2 separate regions of the Homo sapiens genome follow, and region 2 is linked to region 1. A link is an interaction called in ENCODE POLR2A ChIA-PET data of the cell type or tissue named here. Cell type or tissue: OCI-LY7. All regions are shown on one strand. Links, peaks and the distances in the headings refer to the core of each region. The heading gives the core; the rest is flanking DNA.

Evidence for each region. ChIA-PET counts read pairs that join two places held together with the same protein. Peaks named below come from ENCODE experiments on the same cell type or tissue, not always from the same donor. Only the 100,000 strongest peaks of a DNase experiment are listed, where the experiment ranks them.
Region 2: POLR2A ChIA-PET joins it to region 1 with 5 read pairs; 2 of 35 experiments call an interaction of 5 or more read pairs at or near these places.

Annotation. Positions count from the first base shown.
Region 1 is chr14:87,062,866-87,068,662 of GRCh38, forward strand. No RefSeq gene overlaps it. Among named protein-coding and RNA genes, the nearest start is that of LINC01148, 160 kb to the left of the region's middle. In OCI-LY7, for the core only: a CTCF peak has its summit at 3,551 (motif pointing left); DNase peaks (open chromatin) are centred at 2,126, 2,676 and 3,556; H3K4me3 peaks cover 1,586 bases; H3K27ac peaks cover 2,447 bases.
Region 2 is chr14:87,243,493-87,249,289 of GRCh38, forward strand. No RefSeq gene overlaps it. Among named protein-coding and RNA genes, the nearest start is that of LINC01148, 340 kb to the left of the region's middle. In OCI-LY7, for the core only: no CTCF peak of the experiment used is centred there; no DNase peak of the experiment used is centred there.

The sequences.
Region 1 (5,797 bases), core at 1,172-3,671:
TGGCGAAAGGTGTGGTGAAAGCAAGGTACATCTTCCCATGGTGGAGCAGGGGAGCGAGACAAGTGAAGGGCAAAGTGCCACACAGCTTTAAACCACCAGATCTCATGAGAACTCACTCACTATCATGAGAACAGCAAGGGGGAAATTTGCCCCCAAGATATAATCACTGCCACCAGGCCCCTCCCCTGATATGTGGGGATTATAGTTCTACATGAGAATTGAGTGGGGACACAGAGCCAAACCATATCAATGAGGCTCTGCAGTTATTCCCCAGTCCTGTTCAGTGATGCCCATATAAATGTATGGGCATGATAAACTCAAAGTTTTCATTTTATATTTAAAAAAACCAGAAGTTAATACAAGAAACGTGCTTTCTATTTAAAAGAAAAAAAAATGATTTTTGGTGTTCTAGCCCAAATTTTTCATACTGCATTATATGTATAAGCCTCAGGAAGTTGTTCATCACTTATTGGCCCACATAATGTCTAAATTCTAGACTGAGACAAGTTATGACTTGTATCACTGTTTCAGAAACATGAGTGAATAAGAAAAGAAAAATAACTCAAGGAACAAAACAAGACAAAGAAAGAGGACTCAAAAAAGTCTGTGTGTGTGTGTGTGTGTGTGTGTGTGTGTGTGTAATTATCATAATCCAAACTTATATTACTTTTGCTCTTTAAAGGAAGGTTCAGTCTTTATTTAGTAAAGTAGACCAAATGTGTCCATGTTAGCATCTCTTTTACTTTGGAAATGGAAGTGGGTCAGAAGCTCCCTCTGAGGCGGAAGTTGAAAATCTGTAGCTTATGACCATTAGATGAGCTTTTTATTTGCCCACATTCCAATCAGTTGCCAAAAATAAAACTAAGAAGACTGCACAGAAAAAAAAAATCTGCATTGGGCACTTTTTTTTTTTTTTTTTTTTTTTTGGAGACGGAGTCTTGCTCTGTCTCCCAGGCTGGAGTGCAGTGGCGCGATCTCGGCTCGCTGCAACCTCCGCCTCCTGGGTTCGAGTGATTCTCCTGCCTCAGCAACCCCCGTCCCAAATAGCTGGGACTACAAGTGCACACCACCACACCCGGCTGATTTTTGTATTTTTAGGAGAGACGGGGTTTCACCATATTGGGCAGGCTGGTCTCGAACTCCTGACCTAATGATCCGCCCTCCTCAGCCTCCCAAAGTGCTGGGATTACAGGCACGAGCCACCGTGCTCAGCTGCATTGCCCTCTTCTGTTGAAAAATGATCTAAGAACTGAGTCAACATTTCTGGAACTGATGGCAGGAGAAATTCTTACTATGGATATATACCCTGCAGTTCACCAGAGGCTCCAGCACTCCTCAATACTTTACCTAACATCACCAAGCACTATCACCTCCCTGCTCTTAGCTACTGATGTGCCACATTCTTGGTGCCTAGAGGCTTCTGAGTTTGTGATCCCTTTCCAAAACACTTTACCTTCCATCTCTGTGGCTTTATACAAATGAATTCTACTCTCAGTGTTCCCATCCGACAAATGCATGTGATTAGCTCTATTTTATAGCATTGCTTCTTTGATGATATAACATCATATGTGAAGGGCTTTGTGCAGATTCTGGTGCATATGATGCATAAGTAAACCCTGTACCCATTCCAAAATTTCAGTAAATATTATGGAAGAATTAAGCTGCTGCAATTTTCATAGTACTTAGCAACATTTTAGCAATGACTCTGTTCTAATTGACTGTAGATTATCCATCAGATTTATATAGATCAAAAAGTAATTATAATAACAATAGCCAACATTTATCAAGTACATGTAGTGTGCCAGAAACTTTGTTTAAACACAGAAACATTTTTAAATGTTAAATCATGTGCCTGTTTTTATGTGTCTTAGAAAAAATATATGTAATACATCCCCTCTATGATTTCCCTGATATTCTTGCATTGATAAAAACAGAGCAGAGCTGGGTAAGGAGGTGGATGAGATCACTGAGTTCATTTAAAGTCTACCTGTGTTAGTCCGTTTTCACATTGCTATAAAGAACTACCTGAGACTGGGTAATTTATAAAGAAAAGAGGTTTAATTGACTCACAGTTCTACATGCCTGATGAGGCCTCAGGAAACTTATAATCATGGTGAAAGAGGAAGGAGGAGCAAGCACCTTCTTCACAAGGCTTCAGGAGAGAGAGCCAGAGGAGGGGGGACGTGTCACACTTTTAAATCATCAGATCTTGTGAGAACTCACTAACATGAGAACAGCATGGGGGATACATGGGGATTACAATTCGACATGAGATTTGGGTGAAGACACAGAGCCAAACCATATCACTACCTAAGTAAAAAGTCACATAAATAAATATGTGACAGACCTGCAATTGGATGTAACAAAAATATGGTGATTATTATCTAATAAATAATCACTCCAAAATACCAGTTTAGGAGGTTAATATCTAACCAGCTCCAATTCTTAGCCTCAACAGATGCTAACACAAAGAGGTGTCTCTCTCATATCCAATACTTGCACACTAATGGCCAAGCTGTCATGGTCTCAGCTTCTCCCTTGTAAGCATATTTCTCTTGTGGCCTTTCTTTGGTCAGTGCTGCTTTACAGTGAGAATGTTACCTGTTTCTTCCAGGAGACTGCACACCTGTTTCTGCCAGAAGACAGGTGGCTTTAGAAGGCAAATGGGTCTGGTTCCTATGACATTTTGTTGAACAATGAATCATGCAAAACAAAATCCTTTATGGCTCGTGAAGCCGGGCTAATAAGGCAGATGTCCTCTAAACAGTTCCTTGGGGCCTAAAATGCAAATATTAATGTGCTGATGATCACTGAACCCTAGTTTTAGTAACTGGTTTTATCTTCATTATCTCCTATTATTCTCTGTGAAAAAAAAATCCATTCTCAGCTAATGATGGATAGAATACAACTGATATCAAAAGGTTTATATGGCCTCACTATCAATAAATGGAATCAAATCTCTCTTAAGTGGTAATGATATTCCAGAAAGGGCAACAGATAGTAAGACCATGGCAATAGAACATTCGGTGATGATTCCTTCACATGAAAACTTATTATCATTGCTAATTGGTCATTGCTACCTATTATTTTAGGCATATTGGATATGTTTTCTTATAAATGTAACAACTCTAGCTTACTTACTTCAAGAGAAAATCTTTACTGGCAGTACACATGATTAAACTATGCAATAGGGCACCATCGTTCAACTTAAACAATACTAAAGAACGTTATTATGTCAAATGGCCTGATTAAAAGGCCATTTTAATTTCTACTCAATAACACTAAATCCAAAAACAAGTTTTGACTATGAGAATATCAACTTTTTGCCAATCTTATTCCTGATTATTTTCATTTTACTTTTGTTTTCCCTCAATTTTCTAGTGTGTTCTGGAATTGTATTCTGGTAAAGCTATGATATTCATATATGAATTACTTAATACTTCTAATCATAAATAACTTGTCCATATAATAAAAACACTAGTAGGAAAGAGTAATTGGAAGTAGCAATGGAAAGGTTAGACTCTGGCAATGGTGTGTAAGTTTGCTGCCATCTATAGGCTGGCAGTAAAGTTCAAGGCCAAAAGGAACCTTGACCAGGTTTACCCACATTGTTAATACAAGAATCATATGTTTCCTGACAACTAAGAATCCTGGGATTTTCAGGAGAATGGGTAGTCAGCATAATTTTGCTTAATTTCTCTCTACGTAATTTATGAAAACTTGGCTGAAGACTTGAGTGGAATTTGCACGTAAAGTAATATTAGAATAGGCAGTTCTTTTAATAAAATATATTTTCTTTCATTTGGAGATCAGTAAGTTTTTTTTTAAAAAAAGCAAAAATGGAAATGAAGTATTAGGACACATTTATGCTTTTCACTTGAGATAAATGTGGAAGTCATACATAATTTACTATTTGCCATCTCATATTCTCTAGCCAGTAATGAAACTGTCTCCTTTACCTTTATGTATCATTGTTTTTTCCTAAAAATCGGAGTCATGCCTAGTATCTACAACCCCTGAATAAGATGAATTTTTAAAACACTGTTTTGAAACCATGTACATGTATTTATTCACAGATTTTTCTTTTTGGCATAAATACCCAAGCCTCTGTGAATTCAGGTTTTGACAAGAGCGCTGACCTGTACGGGTTTTTGCAAAACATTCATCCTTTATCACTCTTCTGCCTCTGGACTTAAGAGCTAGTGTGGGGCCCTGTGCAGAGCTCCCCAGAGGCAATGCCTGCGGAAAAGAAGGCCAACCTGGTTATGGCCCAGACACCATTTCTTCAAATATTCAAAATGCAGTGTACTTGGACATTGCAGTGCTACAGGTCTTGCTAGAGGCTTGCTGAGGGGCCTAACAGCCGTTGCCACCACAGGTGGCTTCCAAAGACGTATGGGAGAAAGAACACAAATCAGTTGCTAATCATTCTGTTTCACTTCTGCTGTTAACACGTGTCTGAAAGTCTCTCCCAGCCTTGTTTCACTGCCCTGGATTGGAAATGCAGATGTTCAAGACTTATCTCCTTAGCAAGATTGTCAACCACTACTTAAGAATAGAGCTTTGTGCCTCTCATAATCAGACCTGCAGTGTTTTGCACTTATTAGAATCAATAAGTAGTTACCAAATAACTGAAAAGACTAAGAAGCTAAAAACTACTGCTGTGAATTAAAATGTAAAACATGCAGGTTTAGCCCTGGTAAAGAACTAGAGATGGATTCTCTCTACCCATCTCCCCCAGCCTATGCAAAAGTTAAAAAAAACTTCAAATTCTTGCTAATTAAAAGGCTATGATCTGGACGGGCGTGGTGGCTCAGGCCTGTAATCCCATCACTTTGGGAGGCTGAGAGGCGGGTGAATCATGAGGTCAGGCATTTGAGACCAGCCTGGCCAACATAGTGAAACCGCGTCTCTACTAAAAATACAAAAAATTAGTGAGGCATGGCGGCAGGCGCCTGTAATCCCAGCTATTCGGGAGGCTGAATTGCTTGATCCTGGGAGGCAGAGGTTGCCGTGAGCAGAGATCGTGTCACTGGACTCCAGCCCGGGCAACAGTATGAGACTCTGTCTCAAAAAAAAAAAAAAAAATGCTATATCTGCCCAACCCTTTTCCTTTGCATCTTCTTTGAGTTTCTCCCCCAGGCTCTTAGTCCTTGTCCTACATCTATATAACTATAGTAACAATGACTGATATTAATTGAAAGTTTCTTTATGTTCCTAAAACTGTACTAGTTCTCAAAACGCTAGAAGGAACATCCTAGAGTATGCTTTATTCCATCTAATTCAGTCTGCACGTAACCCACAGTATGAGCAGTGACTGAATCCCATATTCAAGTTGTGCCTTGGACTCTGTGCCTAATTCTCACCTACACGATTCTGCTGTAGAAAGATCACTGGCCCAGAAGTCAGAGGATATAAGCCTAGTCCCAGTTCTTCCAATTATGAAATATGGAGTGAGTAAGACACTTAACTTCACTAAGCCTCAGTTTCCCTGTATATATAAAAGTCCTAATGCTTTTTAAAAATATTTTTTTGTTTTGCAGATTGTGTAATACTATTAAATAATTTATTTGAAAGCTCTTGACGTTTTAATACTATTATTTAATGTTGATATGGCATTTTTCCTTTATTAGTCTTATTTAATAATTACTATTATCATATATGGCATTTTTCCTTTATTAGTCTTATTTAATAATTACTATTATCATATATGGAGAGAATATTAGTTTTTGTTGGCTTGTTTGTTTTTAATCACTTATACCTTAAAACTTTTTAAAGAACAAAAAAAGGGTACAAG
Region 2 (5,797 bases), core at 2,142-4,641, 180 kb after region 1:
ATATCATAGTCTGTTTGTGTTTCAATTAGTTTTAAGAACTAATTATTGTATATGTTAGTTCTACCATTTTCCTGTAATTACAGTGTTGATTTCCTCTGATGCAAGCTAAGAAGCAATGGTTGACATCATGTTAGCAGAGTGGGGGTAGAAATCTAGAAAATTTTAGCACTTTAAGCAAAATTAGATGTGTGGGTTTTTTTTGATTCACATATAAAATCAAAGGGGCATTTTAAGTAATATTTCTAGTTAAGGTAACTTTTTTAACAAATACTGGTTTCAAAACATATGTATGTCTTATAATAGTTAACAATGTGAATAATATTTTTTTAAAAGGGTTGTGATTTTCCTAATTAAAAAATTTAAAAATTAATCTGTACTAATTAAATGCACTACAATCATTTCATTGTTCAAGTTTGCTTGCACTGCTTCCAATAAATGTTTAAAATGACAAATGTAATAATTATATGTTCAAATAATTAAATTATAAATGCTAGCCTATAAAAGTGGATTAATTTTTGTAATGTTAGAGGTAATAATGACTTAATTCCTTGCACTGTGTCAGTAAAAATTTCTGTCATATCTCTTATGAAAACACTTGTTTGTCAACATAATTTTAATATGTGTATTAAATAATGTATATAAAAAGTATATGTTAGGTAACAGTTTGGAAAGGATGAGTAGACAACATTGGGTCATAATGATATACATGTTTATATTTGCCACTTTAATAAATGTGTAACAAATACGTATGAGTGAATGAAAATATATATGTCCTCATGAGTCATAAAGTCTTTCCTGGAGCTCTGGTCTTCCAATCTGTGCTTAAGTATGTCAAAGAGCTGTCATTTACTTGCCTTACAGTTTTCCCTGTGCCTGTGGGGGACCAGAAGTAAATTACTTGGGTGAAAAGTTATAACTCTTATGTCTTGCTAGAACTATGTTCCTTATAATAGTTGTAAAACAATATGTGAATAAAAAATGGATATGTTTTTCCTCACTTTTTTTTTTGAGAAACAAAGAGATTAATTACGTCTTAAGTAAAATTGCCTTTTTGTGGCAGAAGGTGAAAAGAAGATAGTAAACAGCATAGTTAAGTTGTAGAAGGTTTGAAGAGTTATGATGTTTATTTACTTTGGTGTAAAATACTTGCAAATAATGAGTTTGAAAGCATTAAACTGTGTGAAATTTTTACAGAGTTGTTTCAGTGTTTATGGCTTTGTTTATAAGATGAAGACCTGGCTTACTACAGAAAAAAATGTTACGTTGGTTGTATAAAAAGGGGTAAAACTATAATTTGGTTTATTTTCCGTTAAAATAGTTTTTTTTTTTAATCTGTGTCTTCTTTGTGTTTTGTCTGGATAAGAAATATTTTATACCATGAGACCTTAAATTTTTGTGACTTTTGTGCATATTCCTGATTTTTTTTTTGAGAAGTCACTCTTGAAAAAGCAAAGGATCCTAAAAATCTTTGCCACTTGGTTCTATGTTTGAATATTACTTCAAACTTTTTGCCTTTATATGCCTCGAACTTATGTTCATGCTTTTTCTGCTTTGACAATTCTATTTGATATTACAGTTTTCAAATTCAGCCTCCAAATTCACAGTAACAGAATATCATTTGCACCTCACCTATCTTTGGGGTTTCCCAGGTTGTTCCTGGGCAATGCCAAAAATAAACTCATTCACTTTAAAAAATGAGAAGGGTAGAAATAATTAGGTAAGTTTGACATTTTTCATGTTTTTAATTTACTCAACATCATTGCAAGGGCTGTCCTGCTCATCAAACCAACAATATGAGAAGAGCTAGAAAAATCAAAAGAGAAGTTCAACCTTTCCAGGTTAATTACATATAAGTAAAATGATATCAATATGAATGTATTTACCCAAATGTGTACTTTTTATGTTAGACACAAGCAAAAAATCCTGTTCTTGTATAAACAATGGTGGAATAGCTGTCAACAAGTTGATGTTTTAAAAATGTTTTATATCGAAATTTAATTAGAGTGTCCATGTATTCATGCTCTTTGGCCAATTTTTTTTTAATTATGGGAGTTATGCCCATTGAAAAGACGGCACAAAGTTTGTGCTTGACCTTATATGGAGTTATCAGTAAGATCACCTTATCTCTGAAAGGCATTCAGGTCAGCTTTACTTCACTGGCCAGGGTTGTTATGAATAATAGAATGGACTTAGACTTCCTCTTTGCAGGCCAAGATGTAGTCTGTGTAATTGCTAACACATCCTATTGTACATTGATTAACACCTTGGACCGACTGGACAAGTCCATACAAAAATTTTAGGAAAGTGTCTGAGACAGTCTGAGAGACTGTCACGATTTCCATTCTTTTGCATTTGCTGAGGAGTGTTTTACCAGATTCTGCATATGAGTAAGATTATGTGATATTTGTTTCTATTTCTGGCTTATTTCACTTATAATATTCTCTAGGTTCATACAGGCTGTTGCAAATGACAGAATTTCATTCTTTTTATGGCTAAATAGTAGTTGTGTATATATATTATCCTGTTGTTATCCATTCATCTGTTGATAAAGACTTAGGTTGATTGCATATGTTGGCTATGGTGAATAGTGCTACAATAAACATGAGAGTGCAGATATCTTTCTGACGTACTGGTTTCATTTTCTTTGGGTAAATACTCAGCAATAAGATTGCTGGATCACATGGTAGTTTTATTTTTTATTATTTGAGGAACCTCTATACTATTTTCCATAATGACTATACTAATTTACATTCCCACCAACAGTGTATAAGTGTTTCCTTTTCCTCACATCTTTGCAACATTTGCTTTTTTCCATCTTTTTTTTTTATAATAGCCATTCTAACTGGAATGAGGTGATATCTCATTGTAGTTTTGATTTGCATTTTCCTGATGTCAGTGATTTTTTTCATATACTTTTTGGCCATTTGTATGTCACTTTTTGAGAAATGTCTATTTAGATCTTTTGCCTATTTTTAAATTGGATTATTTGTGGGGTTTTTTGATAATGAGTTGCTTGTGCTCCTTATGTATTCTGGATATTAACCTTTGGGCAGATCTATAGTTTGCAAATATTTCCTCCCATTATGTTGGATGTATCGTCACTTTATTGTTTTCTTGCTGTGCAGAAGCTTCTTAATTTGATGTAATCCAATTTGTCTATGTTTACTTTTGTTGCCTGTATTTTTGAGGTCTTTTCAAAAAAATCTGTGCATAGGTCAATGTCATGAAGCATTTTCCCTATGTTTTATTCCAGTGATATCATAGGTTTTGGTCTTACATTAAATCTTTAACTCATTTTTGCATTTATTTGTGTATCTGCTGGGAGATAAGAGTCTAATTTTATTCTTCTATAAGTGGATATTCAGTTTTCCTAGCATAATTTATTGAATAAATTGATCTTTCCTCAATGTGTATTTTTGCATTTTTGTCAAAAGTCAATTGGCCATAGATGTGTGAATTTATTTCTGGGCTCTCTATTCTGTTCCACTGGTCTGTTTTTATGCCAGTACCATGCTGTTTTAGTTACTATAGCTTTGTAGTGTATTTTGAAGTCAGGCAGTGTGATACGTCCAGCTTTGTTCCTTTTGCTCAAGATTGCTTTGGCTATTCAGGGCCTTTTGAGATTCTATATGAATTTTAGGTTTCTCTTTTCTACTTCTGTGAAGAATGTCATTGGTATTTTGCTAGGGATTGCATTGAATCTGTAAATTGCTTTGGTTAGAAAAACATTTAAACAGTCTTGTTTCTTTCAATTCATGAACATAGAATATTATTTCTTCTAATCCATGAAAACAGGACACAAATGAAATAGATTTTTTTTTCTTAATTATTTTTCAGTGTTTTCTAGTTTTTACTGTAGAGATTTTTCACCTCTTGGTCCAATTTGTCCTAGGTAGCTTATGTATTTTTTGTAGCTATTATCAATGGAATTATTTTCTAAATTACTTTTTCAGATACTTCACTGTTTGTTTATAGAAACACTACTGATGTTTGTGTCTTGAGTTTGTATCTTGCAACTTTCCTGAACTTGTTTATTAATGTTAACAGTTTTTTGGTGGAGCATTTAGGGTTTTCTGTATGTAAGATCACATGTCTGCAAACAGAGACAGCTTGACATTTTCCTTTCTAATTTGCATGCTTTTTATTTCTTTCTCTTGCCTAATTGCTCAGGCTAAGCCTTCCAATATTATGTTGAATTGACATGGTGAAAATAGGCATCCTTGTCTTTTCCTGGATCTTAGAAGAAAAGTTCAACTTTTTCCTTTCCTATATACTATTCACCTGGATTCTCCAAGTGCAAACTTATAGTACATTAGTTTAAGTATTTGTTCATTCTCTCTTGCTTTTCCTCTCTTCCTGTTTATATTTTTTCTGAAACTGGTACAAAAGTTTGTAGTACATTGCAGAAATAATTTCCCTTATCTCAAAATAAGTCATTGTTTATTTTTCATGAAAACATGGAACAATGATCACACTTGGGAAATTATCATTAGTACAGTACTATTACCTAATTGACATACCTATATTAGATTTGTACACAAAGCCACTGTAGCCAGACAAAGTGGATTTATGTACGAAGTTCATAAATGCTGAAAGAAGTTGATGTGTACATGAGGCATCATTACCCTGTGTTTCTACTTTTGCATATGCTTGAAAGTTTCCATAATATATAAATGTCTTTATATGGAAATGCAGAGGGGTAAAAATAGACAAGACAATTTTTTAGAAGAATCAAGTGTTAGGATTCATTCTATTGGATAGTAAAACTTGTAAAGATAACTAATTAAAACAATGTGGTACGATATAAGGATAGACATGTATAAAAAACAGTCCCTCCATATGCAGACAAGTGATATACGCAAAAATTAGCACTACAGAGCAATGGGAAAGAACTGTTTTGCAATGAATGGTGTATAGTGCTGGCTAGTTGAATATCCATATGAGAAAAAAATTACATTTCACAACCCCATTGCAAAGGACACAAAAATCAGCTTCAGTGAATCACAGATCTAATGGTAAAAAGTAAAACAATAAGACCTCTAGGTGATAACAGAAGACTATCTTGCTTAGGTAGGGGAAAATTTTTTACACAGGTTCCAAAAAGCTAACATTGATGAAAATAATTGATAAATTAGCTTATGTTGAAATTAAGAACTTCCATACAACAAAAGGTACCATTAAGACTGTGAATAGGCAAGCCTCAGACAAGAAAAAGATAGTTTGCAACACTGAAACCAAAATAGGGCTTATATCAAGGATATATAAGAAACAAACGTGTAAAAATGAATAATGCAATTTAAAGAAAGGGCAAGACACTAAAACATAAGATCCAAAAAACAAGATACTCATCCAGTTAATACCAAAAGATGTTTAACTTAGTTATCAGGTAAATGAAGTTTAAAATCACCAATACAATATCCTTACACATTCACTGGAATGGTGAAAATAAAAATGACTAGCAACACTGAATGTAGACAAGCATGTGGAAACTTCCACATATGGCTAATGAAACAGGAAATCAGCACTTCCAGTTTGGAAAAGTTTGAAAGTGTCTACTGAGGTTGAACATACATCTGATTTTATTTAGTCATATTCTCAAATGAGGTATGACCACATGTTTACCAAAAAGCAGGTGCCAGAGTGTTCATTGGCCATTATATAAAATAGCTAAAACGTGGTAAGAACTCAAATGTCCATCAGCATTAGAATGAAAAAATGATACAAAGGAAGACTAGATGGCAATAAATTTAAGATACTCTCATAATTAGGCTGGTGCAGTGGCTACACCTGTTATCCC